Linked DNA regions of Homo sapiens: region 1 is linked to region 2. Evidence: read pairs that join two places in POLR2A ChIA-PET (ENCODE). Cell type or tissue: OCI-LY7. All regions are shown on one strand. Each heading gives the region's core, and the rest is flanking DNA. Links, peaks and the distances in the headings are about the cores only. Region 1 overlaps RYR3 (ryanodine receptor 3). Region 2 overlaps RYR3 (ryanodine receptor 3).

Region 1 (5,349 bases), core at 350-5,349, 57 kb before region 2:
GAGATGGGGTTTCACCATGTTGGCCGGGATGGTCTTGATCTCCTGACTCCATGACCCACCCACCTCGGCCTCCCAAAGTGCTGGGATTACAGGCATGAGCCACCATGCCCGGCCGGGTTCTAATTCCTTTCTTCATCCTTCCAGGAATATTAAACCAATCTTGGCAACTTGATCATCTCCAGCCAAACATTTAATATTCCAGGAATATTAAACCAGTCGTAGCAATTTGATCATCTCAGCCAAATACTAATATGACAATTATGACGTGGTCATGAGCATTTCCTTAATAAGCTGTCATTGGAGGCAGAGGATAATGATTACTGCCCTTCAACACATAGTAGGCCAGATAACCTCTTCCTTCTTAGAATCAGCTTATCATCTAACATAAACAAGGTTGATGCAGATAAACAGATACAGATTGAATGCCTGCAGAACAATAAAACAATAAATGATTTGCAACCAGTTTTAAGCATCGTATGAAATGCAAAGAAATCCCAGTTTTTTTTCTGAGAACATTCTTTTTTAAATTTATTTGTTTTTTATTATACTTTAAGTTCTAGGGTACATGTGCACAATGTGCAGGTTTGTTACATATGTATACACTTGCTATGTTGGTGTGCTGCACCCATTAACTAGTCATTTGCATTAGGTATATCTCCTAATGCTATCCCTCCCCCATCCCCCCACCCCACAACAGGCCCCGGTGTGTGATGTTCCCCTTCCTGTGTCCAGGTGTTCTCATTGTTCAATTCCCACCTATGAGTGAGAACATGCGGTGTTTGGTTTTTTGTCCTTGCAATAGTTTGCTGAAGAATGATGGTTTCCAGCTTCATCCATGTCCCTACAAAGGACATGAACTCATCATTTTTTATGGCTGCATAGTATTCCATGGTGTATATGTGCCACATTTTCTTAATCCAGTCTATCATTGTTGGACATTTGGGTTGGTTCCAAGTCTTTGCTATTGTGAGTAGTGCCGCAATAAACATACGTGTGCATGTGTCTTTATAGCAGGATGGTTTATATTCCTTTGGTATTGTGGAAGACAGTGTGGCGATTCCTCAGGGATCTAGAACTAGAAATACCATTTGACCCAGAAATCCCAGTTTTACACCTTTGGCATTTTCAATCTGGCAGGGGGCAGCTAGTATACCAACAACAAGACATGTTTTTAAAATGTAGATTTTATTATTCAGGTATGATGAAGCCAATAAATCAGGAGACAATCAGCATTGAAAAAGAACACTTGTTACTCACAGTTCCCAAGAGGAATGGACACGCCATACCACACAGGGCCACATAGAGAAGTGCCATCCTCCAGGAGGCAGAGAGAGTGAGGGGAAGCTGGGGGAAAGCCTTTTCGTGGTTTCCATAGAAAGGGATGGGCTGGCTAGGCAGGATAAATGGGCATAGGGTTGTCTACTTTGAATAATTTCAGCAGGCTCTGGAGCATGGGAGTTGCTATTAGTTGTCTGGTACCGGCCCTGGGGAGATTAGTCTAGGGGAATGGGGGTCCAGAGGGTAAAGGAGGAGGTTGGCTTTATGCGCTTTGAGTTGGTTTGCATATAAAAGGTGAGTCTTGGGTTTGCATACCCAGATGAGTCCTTGACCATTTTAGGAATTGGCTAGCCCTGGAAAGGACAGTCCGTTCAGGGTCCACAAAACCATGAGATCAGAGAATGTGTACAGGTATCCTCCAGCTTTGGCTAAGTAGAGAAGGCTTGATGGATGAGATGTTGTGCAATGTTCCTTTATGTGATCATCAGTCAGGTGCAGCCATGTGAGGAGACACAGGAGAGGCTTAGGAAAACAAAGTTTATTATACTCACAGGTCCTAGCAACAGGAGACGTGCCACACCATGCAGGGTCACATAGGAAAGCACCAGCTTTGGTCAGGAGGCAGACAAGGGGCAGAAGCAAGGTGACAGCCTACACTACCACTTTTGTTGGGGTTTCCATGGTTAAGGCAAGGCAAGGCTGGGGTAAACAGTTTGGGATTTGCTAGTTTGAGTGATTTCAGGGGGCTGTAAGCTATAGAGGTGGTCCTTATCTGCCTAGTACCTGGCCTTGGGAAGGCAGAGGAATATTGCCTCCTGGAATGTATGAGCCAGCTAGAGGAGGTCTGGCTGTGAATTGATTAGATTGCATATCAAAGGCATGCAGCTGAGCCCTTTGCTGCCTCTAACAAGAAGGGCAGTCTCTCTCCAGCCAGAAAGGTTTTAAAAATACTGAAATACTGTAATATACAGAAGATACGAAATATAAACAATACAGATGTAGAGATGCCAAGGTGAGGCTGGGGAATTCCAAACAGAAAGTGTAATGTCAGTAAAGGCCCAGAGAAGGGGAATATTTGGTAAATAAATAGAAGTACTCTTAGTCCAATTTTGTTAGAGCATTTGGGATATAAGAACTTTAGAGATAATAATTGTATTCCATAGGAACTTGGGAGTTATTGAAAGAGAATGATTGGATTAGCTCTATTTTTTAGAAAGTTTCCATTTCTAGCAGTAGGGTGACTGCAGCTGGGACCATATTCAAGTAAAAACAGAAGGGAGCATTAGTTCATACTCAAGTCAAAAGAAAATCACCAATGTGCTGTCAATAAAATCAAGCCTCTCTATCACCGAGCTCTTTAATTTCCTTTACTGATTCATCATTATTGTTTAGGGTTGCATTGGGTTGTTTTTCATATGGATTTTGTCTCTAGATCTTTGTTTGTTGTTGCTGCTGTTCTATTACATTAGAAGTGCCCACTGCAGTGACTGCCGTAGAATTTGGAAGCCGATGCTGTTTTGTAAAAACAAAGACACAGAAACACTCCTTTCTATACAGAATAATGATTCATTTATTTCAGTAATTCCAGAAAAACAGATCTTTGTATTTTTTTTTTGCAAAGCCATGTTTAAATAAGTGAAAGGCAAGAAAGTAATGAAGTTACCGTATTCATTGATAGTTGGATAATATGAATTATTTTAATCAGGAGCTATTAGAAATCAATGTAATTATTCATGTTTAACAGTTGTGGTGTGCATAATTTTTAAGCACTGCATTAGCTATGGTTAGAGAGCAGATTAGAGATGAGAATTTTCGCATCTTTTCAGTCCTGTTACTGGCTTGAGTGTCTCTAGAGCTATGAATATTTCTGCAGTGAAAATCAAGTATCCATTGTTTTATAGGATAAATGCATTCTTGATGAATTGCCTATAAAGAAAATCTCATCTATCAAATACTATTTTCCTATTAGCTAATGTTATAAAATCAGAAATATGTTTTTCTGGAAATAATCTTTTTAAAAAAGAAAAATTCATACTTATCCTTGGATGTTATGTTGCTGCTTGAAAAAAATAAGTCATATTTAATAATCCAGCCAATGTTTCAACACACACATTTAAAAGAAAAAGAAATTTCTTGTAAAGTACTAATATTGCTCCAAGTGATCCTTTAAATGCTGTGCGAAATAATTTTGTTTTTATGAAAGCTTGAAGGAAAATAAGAGTTGAAATGAAAAATAAATGTGAAAGAAAAATTACTCAGCTCTATATATTCTCTCAATATATGTCTATTAAGTAATTGATAGGTGTTGAACTTTCTGTTATAAATCCAAAGTTAATTGAAATTTGGCCTGTGCCCTTGATTTTTTTCATAGCCTGACAAAAAGAAAATGTCGTATAGACAAACACATTTTACATTATGATGTGCTAAGTGCCCAATAAAGCAATTAGACTGTGCTGGGGAAGAACAGCAGGAGAGACTAACTCTTCCTTTACAGAGGTAACCTCTGAGCAGGGTTTTGAAGGGTGAGTAGTAGTTTAGAGTAGGAGAAGAGTGCAGACTCTGGAGCTGGACTTCCTGGTTTAAATCCTGTCATTACTTCCTGAATGATCTTGGGCAAATTTACCTCCTTCATTTTCTCCTCTGTAAAATTGGAATGGCATTTGTAGCTACATCAGAGGCTACTATGGAGAGTTAATCCACGTAAAGAACTTAGAACATTGTACTGAGCATGGTAATGACGCAATACATATGCTGCTATTTGTTCCACTATTAAGAATGAGAAGAATGTGGGGGTCGAGGTGGGTGGATTGCTTGAGCCTGGGAGTTCAAGATCAGCCTGGGCAACATGGGGAAACCCTGTCTCTGCAAAACACAAAACAACAACAACAACAAAAATACAAAAGATTAGCCAGGTGCAGTGGCCTGCACCTGGAGTCCTAGCTACTTGGGAGGGTAAGGTGGGAGGATCACTTGAGCCTGGGGGCAGAGGTTGCAGTGAGCCAAGATTGTACCACTGTCCTCCAGCCTGGGTGACAGAGTGAGACCCTGGGCTCAAAAAGAAAAAAAAAAAAGAGAGAGAAATGTTTTTGCAAATAGGCAACAGCCGTTTTTTATTCTGTGAAAGTTCAAATTGCTGCCTGCTTAATGGCTTTTACAAATGAGCAATTTAATGCAAGATGTAGACAAGAAATGGAAATAGGGTATAACCATTCAGAATAGAACCACGGAGGCCCTGATTGATGAGGAGGGGAAGAAGTTACCATGCATCAGAGGTCTACCTCATGACACGCTATTGTGACAGGTACTTCAGATTGTCACTGAGTTGTTACCTGGTGCACAGGAAGTCCCTTTTCCACACTGGAGAATAGGCAATGAAACAGTGACAACTGAAGAATGAAACCGCTTGACTACAACACACCACTGAGGAGGCCCTAAGAGACTGATACACAAATTACTACATTAGCTTAAGCCACGGTATTAACCCCTGCGTATTCAAAGGGTCTCCTTTCTCTGCAGGTTTTTATAAGAAATTTTTACATGAAATCAATAGATATGATGAAAGCCTCTGAGTCAGTGCATTTGTGACAGATAACCATTACAATTATGGAAGATGTCACTCGCTGGAAATAAGTTAATTGGCTAGTAACAGATTACTTATTAAGTTATATAAATCAGGATGAGGAAAGTAGAAAATATAGTGAAGAATTACACAAAATCAGAACAGAAGAGAAGAGCTTACTAGGTGTCCCCTTTTCCCGTGGATTTAAATAATCACTGAAGTAACCAGAACTCGAAAGCCATTGATTTTACAATTAACAAGCGATAAGGGAAACAAGTCTTTCTGAAATCCTGGCTTGGACAGGCACATCATGATTATTTTGGTAACCAGTTGCCTGGCTTACAGGTTCTTCATAGGTGATTCGTTTTGTATATTGAGCTTCTAATTTAATCAGCTATGCCTATGTTTGTTTCTTTTTGTGTATGAATTAGGAACTCAAGGAGAAATTAGACTCCAGTCACAAGCGAGACATAGAAGGCATGGGAGTTCCAGAAATCAAGTATGGAGATTCT
Region 2 (5,385 bases), core at 53-5,052:
TTAAGGATGTTAAACTGTTTTTTATTGGTTTCAAATATTTCTCCCAGTTTCTGATTTATACTTTAACACTTGGGTTTTTTCCTATTGTTTTTTGTTTTTCTTTTTCACAAAAGGAATGTACATCAAAGAAAATAGGAGGAACTCATAATAGTACCACCTAGAGATAATCATATTGGCTTTTTATATACACAGTTAAATATTGTTCATTTAATTGGGCTTGTGCTATGCATGCTGCTTTCCTATATACTATTGCTATTTCTCTGCCTCTTTCCTCGTACCTACCAGTTGGATGCTATTTTTAATTATTTTAACCACGTTATTCATTTTAATGTCTGTAAGGCAAAACCCCACAATAACCCTTCTTTCCCAAACTTTCCTCAGCCATTCTTCATCCCTGTATTTTAAAGAGATCACAATCAATTGAGCAGGAGACTGGAGTCAACATAGAATCATACTAGTGTCCATGGAAGCCCCTGGAAAGGGTCATGGCAGGAGGAGAGTTGTGGGAAGCAGGAGCTGAGATCTGGGATCACAAAGAAACCATTTCAGGGATCCAGGTCCAAGTGAGGGGATTTTCAGGGTGAAACCACTCCAGTAGGCCTCAGCACCTCAGGTGGATTGGTAAACCAAGATATGTTTATATGTTTTCCAAAGTAGGATTTTGGTTCTGTTTCAATTATATAAACTATTTAGAAATAAAGAATTGTCCTATGCGAATGGTACTCAACCTTTGGAATTTGAGACAGATGTGTGTGTATGTTTGTATATATACACAAGCATATTTACAAACATATTCATATAAATGGATATAATATATTGAAGTTATATATTGGCATTGTTTGAGGTTCTTGTAACAAATGGAGAACCAGTAGAGTAAAGCTTTACTGAGGTTGAAAATCTTCTCATCACATATTCAAGCCAGGGAATCTTACGCTATCTGCAGGCACTGTGTTCTAAGAGTTGAAAGTTCTTCTGTGCTGAGGATATTTCATCCCAATTCTTCCTTTTTAAATATGTGAGGATACCACATAGAGCTATTCTCATTGACAGCCATCAGAAGCATGTGGAAAACGGGGAGTGTTGTTGACAAGAGAGGCGCTGTAAGCACAGAAAAATCTGATTGGAGCAAAAGCCTTCTGGAAGAGGGAAAGGACCTTCTAGCCCTATTTTCCATCTTCCCCACTCCACTCCTTAGGAATAAAGAGAATGAGTACAAATATAAATACAACACAACAGTGTTGGGATCATACACCCTTTGACTCAGGAACTTTCCTGAAGAAACAAGGTTACTCTGAGTAGTCAGTTCCCGGGACTGCATTTGCATGTGTAGCTGGTGGCCTTGGTCACCCACCATTAATACTGCTCCCACTTTTACTTATTTTGCCCATGTCCACTCATGGTTTTTTACTCATTTTCAAAGGGAGTACACCTATTTCACAAGCAAGTCATCTGAAAAAACTACTTAGGCAAATTTAGATCTATGGAGAAGGGATCTTCTCCAGTCTACTAGCTAATGAACTTTTCCACATTTTGTGTTTAGAGAATGGTACATCTGCTCTCAAATGTTGCATAATGATTCTGAATCATTAGTTCATCCCTTCCGTCTCCCTCAGAACAGTGAGATAGGATCTTTGTGTCTGTGATTTTTTAGAGGGTAGTGGAGGGATTTTTTTGGAATCCTCTTGACAAGAACCGCAGTTAGCAGGTGAAAAAATAGTTGACTGAAAGGTATCCACATGTAGAAGACATTTCTGGGATCTGGTGTCTAGGTCAGCAGATCATGCAGCCTTCTGAGTGCACAGATAAAGGAGAAGCAAAGTTGCAAGAGAAGAAGAATGAGATGACTAATCATTTAGGAGGCACAACTGCTGAGGAAATTTAAGAAACCGAAGGGTCCAGATGTGTTGACTTGAAGAACCAACAGCTTAGCTCTGAGAGCTTTTTGCTTATAGCAGCTGAACAGGTGGAAGGCTAAAAAGCAGTGCCAGTGGGGTGTGCAGCGGGGCTTGAAGTCACTCAAGCTTCCTGTCTCTCAGGAAACTATGAGCTCTGATATATTCCTGGCTTCGGGTCTCACAGCATGTTGTGATTTGAAGAGAGGTGGAACCACAGGGTCTGTGTAGTTGGGAAATACATTTTACTGAAATGCCTCTAGTGCATCACATGATGACCTTGGTCAGGGTCAGTGCAGGACCTGTACTGGGGGCTAGCCAGTTGCTTATAAATCAAAATAAACCGATTGGGTATTCTACAACCCAAGTGTTATTCTTACATCAACTGGTAAAGTATGATTTGGTGCTGAAACCCAGCAGTTCTTCTCTGTACTACTTTAGTTCAGTTGAACAAAGAGCTAGAAAGAGAAACCACAATATGAATTCCAAGTTAATTAAAGTATCTTATTGAAAAGAAATGTATTGGTCGGGCGTGGTGGCTCACGCCCGTAATCTCAGCACTTTGGGAGGCTGAGGCGGGCGGATCATGAGGTCAGGAGATTGAGACCATCCTGGCTAACACAATGAAACCCCGTCTCACTAAAAATACAAAAATTAGCTGGGCGTGGTGGCAGGCGCCTGTAGTCCCAGCTACTTGGGAGGCTGAGGCAGGAGAATGGCGTGAACCTGGGAGGCGGAGCTTGCGGTGAGCAGAGATCACACCACTGCACTCCAGCCTGGGCGACAGAGTGAGACTCTGACTCAAAAAAAAAACGTATTTTATAATGAAATTGAAAAGGAATTATTGTTTCACCCAATACTGTAGATCACTTGCCTGGTTTTATAGCATCTCTCCCAGCAAGATGCAAAGTGTTATACCTGTCTAGAAAGAGATTCTTTTTCTCCCATCATAGAAGTCTTCAGAGTTGTTTCTCATATTTATTTTTAACTTCCGTATGGCTTCTAAGTTAGACTTGAGTTCTCTTTCACAGTCCTGTTTCCTCCTGTTTAATGGTCTTTACTGAGATCCTTGTCTTGAATTTTTAAAATAATTTTTATACTTACAAACTATGTTGTTAATAATACCTGATTAGGATGTCCCTGCCAGCCGTCATCGAAGAGCAAAGCTACATGAAGAGCAAAAATCTTTTTCAATTAGATTTACCCACAGTGAAGTCAAAGTTAGCATGAGTAATTACTGACAAAACCCACAAATCAATGTCATAGCCTCTTTTCTCTTAATGAATATGCCTCCATAGTTTTCTTCTCAATGTGGTTTGTTTATAGACAGTATTGTTAGTGCAGTAGGCCCCCAGTGTAACAACCGTATTCATTATAGAATAGAATTTGGGATGAGGTATATGTACCTTGTAGCCCACCGAAAAGGCTGAATTACTTAGATGCCAGGAAGCTCTTACTAAAAGTTGATCTTATATACACCCCACAAGTGGCATGAATCAGATAGACAGCATTATACAGAAAGCCATAGTATATAGTGAAATTTGGGTGCTAATTTTTTTTTGCAGAAAATTCATGAGTTAGGCATCATAGAATATATTTTATGGCTATAGTTAAACTCCCCATAAATCTATTTAATCATCTTATGTAACTCTTTTGCCAGCTCTAATTTATAAAAATAACCATATCCAAAGATGTTGTATTTGTGGTTGCTGTTTGTTTTCTGTTGGTATTCTCCAGACTTGGCTAAAATTCAGGTAACCAACAGCTTAGCTATTTCCAGCTTGCTGTGGTCAATGCTGTGGAAATTATTGCTGAGATAAATATGCTTCTTCAGAGAACATGATGGGCACTGGCTGGATTGCCCTGAGCTTTCATCAAACACTAGCCAGAAAGAAATATGAATGTGGGAATGTCCATAACTCAGATTGTTCTCCAGTCTTAGCGATAGGGGCTAAAGATGCAATTATGAATCGTGACTTACGAGTCAAATTCAGGTCAGCAAAAGCTGGCTCATTCTTTCTCCTCTTAACCACAGCTTGTATCCTTTTCTTCTGTGAAACATTATCCCAGCTCTCTGGGAGGAATTCGATAGCAGATAACAGTAATGAGACATCTAGCAAGACTAAAATGATTTTACACGTTTGCTAGCAAGCTCTGAATAATAATATGATAGCCTAACGAAAGGAAAGTTAGTCACCCCCTTTGAGCACAGCACAGCTTTGTCATGATTTTTACTATATTTTTTTCTTAATGGGTCAATCTTTCAAATCTGGGAATTTGTAGTAGGTAGACCCATCTCTCCTGCAAATTAACAAGCAAAAATGCACAAATCTCAAAGACGAAGTTGAAAATGCTGGCAGAGATTTTTCAATATAATTTGTCCTGTGTTTTCAAAATCAGTCAAGTAAATAAAAATTTCCTCTACACATCCCAAAACTTCACTACTCCCAGGCAGCTCTTACTGAAGCTATTGCTCATCTATGAGGTGAAAGAATCTAAGGACAGAGTCGCTTACTGTAAACACTTTAGGAAGGAAAAAATCTTTGAGAGCTGATGAAATATCTGAGTTATAGAAAGAACCCCAGAAAATGATACAAGTGCTGTGGTGGAACGGATTAAATAGATTAATGAATTTGATTTTTTAAATCCATTAATGTAGAGAAAAATCTGAGGATAAAGAGGAACTAATTGTAATGAAATCAGTTCTTCAATTCTCTTTTTAATTTTAAATTTAACATTTTGGGGATGCTGGGTGATTCCATGGAACTCAAGGAGCCAGGGAGGAAAACATGTAGAGAGGGGAGATTTACATTCCAACTGGACATTTCTCATTTGTGAATGAGGCAAAGGATTTAAAAGATAAACATGAAGTGCCAGGTAACAATTTACTGAGAGAAGTGGACTGGTAGGTTTAACTTTATTGCTTCTTCTTCTACCCCTGTAACTCCATGCTCTGGAGAAGTTCTCGGGTAGGTCCTGTAGCTTTTATTACTACTTTTAGGAACAAGAACAATTTTGTCAGTAATTCGAAAGTTCTATCTATTTGAATATAAAATCAAAATTTGTATTCAGTTTACAGCTTGAGCCCTTCCCCAGCTTGGGCCTGCAGTATGAGGCAGCTGCTTCTCCACATTGGTCTGCCCCTCCCTGATTGGCCAGCTCCTATTGCAGACCCCTCTAGAGTTGAGACCCAGGGAGAGATGACTGGAGAATAGGCATGTCTGATGGAGTCAGTGCTATTGTCAGGTAGCATTGAGTCTTTGTGTAGCAGTTGTACAGTTGCTGCCTCTTTCTTTTCTGGGACCCTTTTGTAGTTTTCTTAGCCTCAGGCTGGGAACTTCTGACCACAGTTCTTTTGACACAAACCTTACCACTTCTGTTGGCTGCTCCCTCTGGCTGACCCTAAACCTCCCTCCAGATCCCCTTTCCCACATCCCCCAGCCCCTGGGTTTCTGATCTCTACTCAGACATTTGCCTTTCTGGGAAGTCCCTT

Evidence for each region. ChIA-PET counts read pairs that join two places held together with the same protein. Peaks named below come from ENCODE experiments on the same cell type or tissue, not always from the same donor. Only the 100,000 strongest peaks of a DNase experiment are listed, where the experiment ranks them.
Region 1: POLR2A ChIA-PET joins it to region 2 with 5 read pairs; 2 of 35 experiments call an interaction of 5 or more read pairs at or near these places.

What each region holds. Positions count from the first base shown.
Region 1 is chr15:33,557,569-33,562,917 of GRCh38, forward strand. RYR3 (ryanodine receptor 3) reads left to right here. Exons shown (of 104, transcript NM_001036.6): 11 at 5,269-5,349. Among named protein-coding and RNA genes, the nearest start is that of RYR3, 250 kb to the left of the region's middle. RefSeq lists an enhancer at 1,638-2,428. In OCI-LY7, for the core only: no CTCF peak of the experiment used is centred there; no DNase peak of the experiment used is centred there.
Region 2 is chr15:33,614,717-33,620,101 of GRCh38, forward strand. The region is part of intron 19 of RYR3 (ryanodine receptor 3); the gene reads left to right. Among named protein-coding and RNA genes, the nearest start is that of RYR3, 310 kb to the left of the region's middle. In OCI-LY7, for the core only: no CTCF peak of the experiment used is centred there; a DNase peak (open chromatin) is centred at 1,965.